2 separate regions of the Homo sapiens genome follow, and region 2 is linked to region 1. The links are chromatin loops, found by intact Hi-C in ENCODE. Cell type or tissue: GM12878. All regions are shown on one strand. Each heading gives the region's core, and the rest is flanking DNA. Links, peaks and the distances in the headings are about the cores only. Region 1 overlaps PTH2R (parathyroid hormone 2 receptor). Region 2 has its middle 330 kb from the start of MAP2.

Region 1 (2,929 bases), core at 273-2,772:
CCATTTCATTATCAGATTAGCCTAGAGATGTCAGCTGCTGCATAGGAGACGGTGTGAGGCCAAATACAAATTTAAAAATAAGAGTCTTCATTCTCCCTGTTGAAAATGGGGGAAGAGATTTCACTTTCCTCCTTTTTCTTAGAGCATTTACCTTAGAAAACTTGTATGTACTTTCTCATCTCTTTGAAATGTTTATAAATCCTTTTGAAGATTAGATAGGCCTTTGGTCAGCTTTATGGCCCAGGAATGTCTTTCGCAAGGACCTAGGAACCATCTTTTTGAAATGCTAACATCAAGAGAGATAGCATCCCTGTCTCTCAGTTTTTGTAGGATAGAAGCTTAACTTCTGTAGGCACCTATCTTGAAGTTGCAAAACTTCCTCCTGACATAAAGAAATGACAAGCTTGTTTTTCCTCCAATAAAGCTACTTAGCCACAACAGGTGGTCACCCCAATTACCAGGTAAAGTTAGGATGAATCATGTGTAGCATATAGTATTGTCAAGTCCCTTTTACTTGAGAACTAGTTATTGTGTCTCTTGAAAACGTGTATATAATGAGTTGTAACTGCTTGGCTATAAAAAGGAGTGAGATTTCTTTCTCTTTGCAATCTCTTAGCAGATTGCGTGTAGTGCACACCACATTCTGGTTGAGTAACTTAATACTAAAAGTGTTTTTCTTCTGTATTACCTTTGTGGAGAAGATTTTTAGGTTAGGAGAAGATTTTTGTATTAAATTATATTTCCCCAATAGTAGAAAGCTAGGGGGAAAAAAAAGAAAAGAAAAGAAAACTTGCTCCCACCATTTGTTTGCTATTATAACAAACAAATGCTGGATAATCTGACAAAAATTTTTTTAACTTTTTAAAATGCATCAGAGAACAAAGTTACAGGATGACCAATTAACCCGAAATTTAAGGAAAGTCTGACATCTCCAAGGAGGATGGAATGTAAGCACTTTCTTCCCTGGGACAGATGCCAAAAGCTAGCTGATAAGAAGAATTTGGCTGAAATGTTGAACAAATTGTACAAACAATGAACTATCCAAAAAAAATAAGAACAAAATCAATTTACAATAACAACAAAAAGAATAAAATACTTAGAAATAGGTACCAAAAGCACAGGCAAGAAAAACAAAAATTAACAAGCAGGATTGCATTAAACTAAAATGCCTCTGCACAGCAAAGGAAACAATCAATAGAGTGAAAAGGCAACCTGTGAAATGGTAGAAAATATTTGCAATATTTATGTATTTAATGTATTCAATAAAAATTAATGTATTCAATGAGGGGCTAATATCCAAATTATATAAGGAACTCAGACAACTGAATACCAAGAAACAACCCAATTTAAAAATGGGCAAAGGAGCTGAATAGACGTTTCTCAAAAGAAGACATACAGCTCTAGCTCACCAAGCCCAAGTGGAATGAGTTAGGAGGTCTCTATGCCATGCAGATTGCCCTCAAAGCAACCTGCAAAAAAACTACAAAGGCCAGTGTGCCATCTACTGGAGGGGTGAAGAAACTTCACCGTTAACAGGCTGGATACCAAGGCGCTTGGTGAAATTAGATGTTATCAGAAGTCCACTGAATGCCTAATCCATAAACTTTTCTCCTAGCATCTGGTGCAAGAAACTGCTAAGGACTTCAAAACAGATCAACACATCCAGAGCACAGCTGCTGGTGCTTTGCAGGAGAAAAGTGACGTCTATCAGGTTGGCCTCTCTGGAGACACCGAGCTGTGTGCAATCCAGGCCAAATGTGTAACAATTATGCCAAAAGACATCCATGCTGCATTCATGGAGAACTTGCTTGACAATCCACTATGATGGGAAACATTTCATTCTCAAAGAAAAAAAAATGAAAAGCTCTTCTTCCTTTTATTGGTATTTCTGAGCGTTAGATTCCCCCTGCCGCTGCCCCCATGGAGTCAAAAGGCACCTAAGTAAATGACTGTGAGTGAAAAAATAGGGAATAGAAATCACGTATTGGCAGTTTTTCCATTTTTGTTTTTGTGTGAATTTGTAATATAAATGCATGGAAACAAAGTATTAATGCACACCAAATGTTTCAGCTGAACAAGTTTCAGCAGTTCACCTTTATAGCAGTTATAAATAGACCTGTTAAATTTTTCTGAACAATGCCAGCATTTGGATTTTTAAAAAAAAAAAATTTCTTGACAGCAACTAACTGGTGTTTGTAGCACTTTTATCATACAGTAAATTCCATCCACTCACTATACTTTTCTCAGAAATCCTACATGCAAGTACATGTTTTTAATGTTGTTTTTGCACTGTTCCTGTCAGTTTGCTACCAAAATGCATTAAAATATTTTTTTAAAAAAAAAGGAGTTGGCCCTGCGGTGGCTCATGCCTATAATTCCAGCACTTTGGGAGGCCGAGGCGGGCGGATCACTGAGGTCGGGAGTTTGAGTCCAGCCTGGCCAACGTGGCGAAATCCCATCTCTACTAAAAATAAAAAAAATTAGCTGGGCATGGTGGCACGTGCCTGTAATATCAGCTACTCGGGAGTCTGAGACAGGAGAATCGCTTGAACCCAGGAGGCAGAGGTTGCAGTGAGCTGAGATCGCACCACTGCACTCCAGCCTGGGTGACAGAGTGAGACTCCATCACAAAAAAAAAAAAAAAAAAAAAAAAAAAAAAAAGACTTACAAATAGCCAACAAGTATGTGAAAAGTGATCATCATCACTAATTATCAGGGAAATCCAAATCAAAACCACAAGCTAACACCTCATACCTGTTAGAATGGCTTCATATGGCTGGGCATGGTGGCTCCCACCTGTAATACCAGCACTATGGGAGGCAGAGGCGAGTGGATTGCTTGAGCCCAGGAGTTTGAGACCAGCCTGGACAACATGGCAAAATCACATCTCTACAAAAAATACAAAAATTAGCCGGGCATGGTGGCACAT
Region 2 (2,929 bases), core at 254-2,753, 620 kb before region 1:
TGAGTCACTTCTAATATGGTGGAAACAGATGTATCTGGAGTGAAAATAAATTCTGTACTTCCAAGTGACATTCATATCTGTGGCAGCACTGGCAACAGGAAATGTGTGAAGGATGATATTTGGAGGTAGAAAGTTAATATGACAAATCATGAGAAAGTATGTGGAGCAATAAATGTGGTTACACATTTTTTAGACAGCGATATGCTCTCCAGAAATCTGAGAATAAATTAACCATTAAGGCCAGGTTTATAAAGAGCTTCATACATAGATCCTAATGCTTTTGAGGTACTATGAATCATGAAATTCTTTTAACCTGACATAGACTTGTATCACTTGCTACTGAACTGCCTAATGGTATAAGCAGGTGGGGATTATGCTAATAAGTCACACTAAGAACTCTTGTGAACATTTCTTTGAAAAATATGTTAATGCTTCATTTTGGGGTAAATTGGATTTCTAAATGTGTGAGTAAAAGATAAAGTCTGGATGATTATTCTTTTCAGAGAAAAATAAGGATAAATTTATGGGTATTAGCCCAAAAACCTATTTAAGAGAAAAGAATCTGATTTAAGAAAAATAACTTAAGTAATTTATCTTCATAATTGCTTCTTTCTTTACCTTTGTGTTTGAGGGATGACCACTTTGTATTTCCCTAATTTATTTAGCAGCTGAAAAGCAAATTGAAAGCTGTTTTTAGTTTTTAATTGTTGGGATTAATTCTCTTAAAATAAACCTGTCTTTTTAAAGCTTAAACTTGTTATAGTGAAATAAGAAATGAATATATTTAGGAGAAATTGGAATTTGCAAATTTAAACACAAGTACTTGAGAATTTAATTTTAGAGATAAATGCAAAGTTCACTTAATCAGTAATTCAGTTAAATCTAACCATAGTATGTGGATAGTATGATATCACAGAAATTAAACAGATGACCTTAGTTATCTCATTTTGAGAACACCTGCAACTTGATATTATAGGTTAATAAATAACAAAATTTTTGTTACATTTATGATTGCTTAATTTCAATTTAAGAGGAAATATAAGATGAAATGTTTGATGCTCAGTACCTACAAAGGCTCTGTGAAATACTTTGGTGTCTTTTTGTAGTGATTTATTCAAGAAAATTTTGCTAAATGCCAATGAGGGTGGAAATAAAATTACCTCTTAAAATAAAATTGTTTGTTTTCATCTCACTGAGTGATTGCTTCTACAGCATTTTCATTAACTCAATAAAGGAGGACTGGACCATCTATGCTTATAACTATTATAAAACTAATTTGGCAAGTTCTCAAGAAACAAGAAAATCTGGCCTTTTAATTTGTGATTTTAGGTTGTATTTTTATGAAATTACAAAAAGATTTAGGAGTTAGAAGCTAGAAAGAAATAGCAGTGTTTCATCTTGAAAATGTTTTACTCTAAAGTAATAAATGTCCAATTGAGTTAATAGATTAAAATTTAGATACTTTGCAAAGTAACACAATTGATCATGAACAATAGTTATTAAAGTAGCAACAAAATTTATGTAGAGAAGAAAAAAGAAAAAAGACTCATGTTACCTGACAAAAAAAATGTACGTTATAAATGAAAGTCACAAAATACAAAATGGTGAAAGAACACCGTTTTATATTAGAATATTTTTTACCTCATAAATGTATCATATCCCATAAAATGGCAACAAGGAGATCAATTCTGGATCAAGTTCTGGAATGTAGCTGTCTTTTTTCGCTGATTCATTCATCAAATCTTTACTGCTTATCACGTGCCAGGCTGATGTAGATGACCAAGATGGTTTCTCCATTCGATGAGCTTACAGTGAAATTTGCAGCAACTCAGGAGGCCTGATGTGGATGTGAGAAATGTGTAGAGGGCCAAAGAGCAGTGCATTTTTTTGTTTGTTTGTTTGAAAGGATGTGTTTAGTATTGAAAGGATGAATCAAAGAAAGAACAGTAATTATAATAAAATGACCTTGAAATAATGGAGCTTGGGCTGGTTTATGTCTGAACCCTTGACACTTCTGGTTTAGCCCACCTCTTTATTTCTCTTAGCATACACCTCTATTAGACTTTCTTTAAACACCCCATTGTTACTCTTATTTTTTAATCGTATTTTATTTGTATGTGTGTGTGCATGTGTGTGTATGTACTTGTTTGTCTTCTGAATTTATATGTATATTTACATACACGGATTGTATATATATATATACACAAATATAAGATACACAAATATAAGAAACGGAAAGTATTCTTGCCACCTCTTTCTTTCAACCACCCAAGTCCCTTTCTGCCAGCAACCAGTTTTAATTTTTACTGGCAAATACACACACACACACACACACACACACACACACACAATGTTTTATTTCCATTTTTATATAACTGATAGAATACTAAATATACTCTCTTGAACCCAGCATTTTTCACATAATAGTGTATCCTACAGATTGTTGTATATTAGTATGTAAAAAAAATTCTTATTTATTTTTAAGCCTGCATTTTGTTCCAGTGTTGGAATGTACTATAATTTTTTTAACCGGATGAACATTGATTATTAGGCTATTGTTTTTACAAAAAGCTGCTCTAATTTGTTGACTAAACATAAATTTTAATTTGATTCAAACACAGTTTTTAAACTAAATTTGTTTTTAATCTAACTTTGAAAATACTAAATTCTCAAGATCAAAATTATAAAATCTCAGAGTTATTACTAAATACTAGGGTATAATTTTGATAGGATCTTTCTAGCATCATTTGTTTTAAAGTTTATCATAGAAGTGGATGTGACTATGTTCTCCTTGAAGACATTAGTAATTATACTAATTGCTAACATTGTATAATGTGTACTGTTCACTGTGTTTAAATGTTATATAGTTTTATTCTAACAATAATACTTTGAGATGGTTATTATTTTTAACTTTAATCTGTAAATGAAA

Evidence for each region. Peaks named below come from ENCODE experiments on the same cell type or tissue, not always from the same donor. Only the 100,000 strongest peaks of a DNase experiment are listed, where the experiment ranks them.
Region 2: it touches region 1 in a loop (2.0-fold over the local background); 1 of 110 quality-filtered maps calls a loop at or near these places.

Annotation. Positions count from the first base shown.
Region 1 is chr2:208,465,121-208,468,049 of GRCh38, reverse strand. The region is part of intron 9 of PTH2R (parathyroid hormone 2 receptor); the gene reads right to left. It also overlaps the pseudogene H3P9. Among named protein-coding and RNA genes, the nearest start is that of PTH2R, 60 kb to the right of the region's middle. In GM12878, for the core only: a CTCF peak has its summit at 1,499 (motif pointing left); no DNase peak of the experiment used is centred there.
Region 2 is chr2:209,088,531-209,091,459 of GRCh38, reverse strand. No RefSeq gene overlaps it. Among named protein-coding and RNA genes, the nearest start is that of MAP2, 330 kb to the left of the region's middle. In GM12878, for the core only: no CTCF peak of the experiment used is centred there; a DNase peak (open chromatin) is centred at 1,742.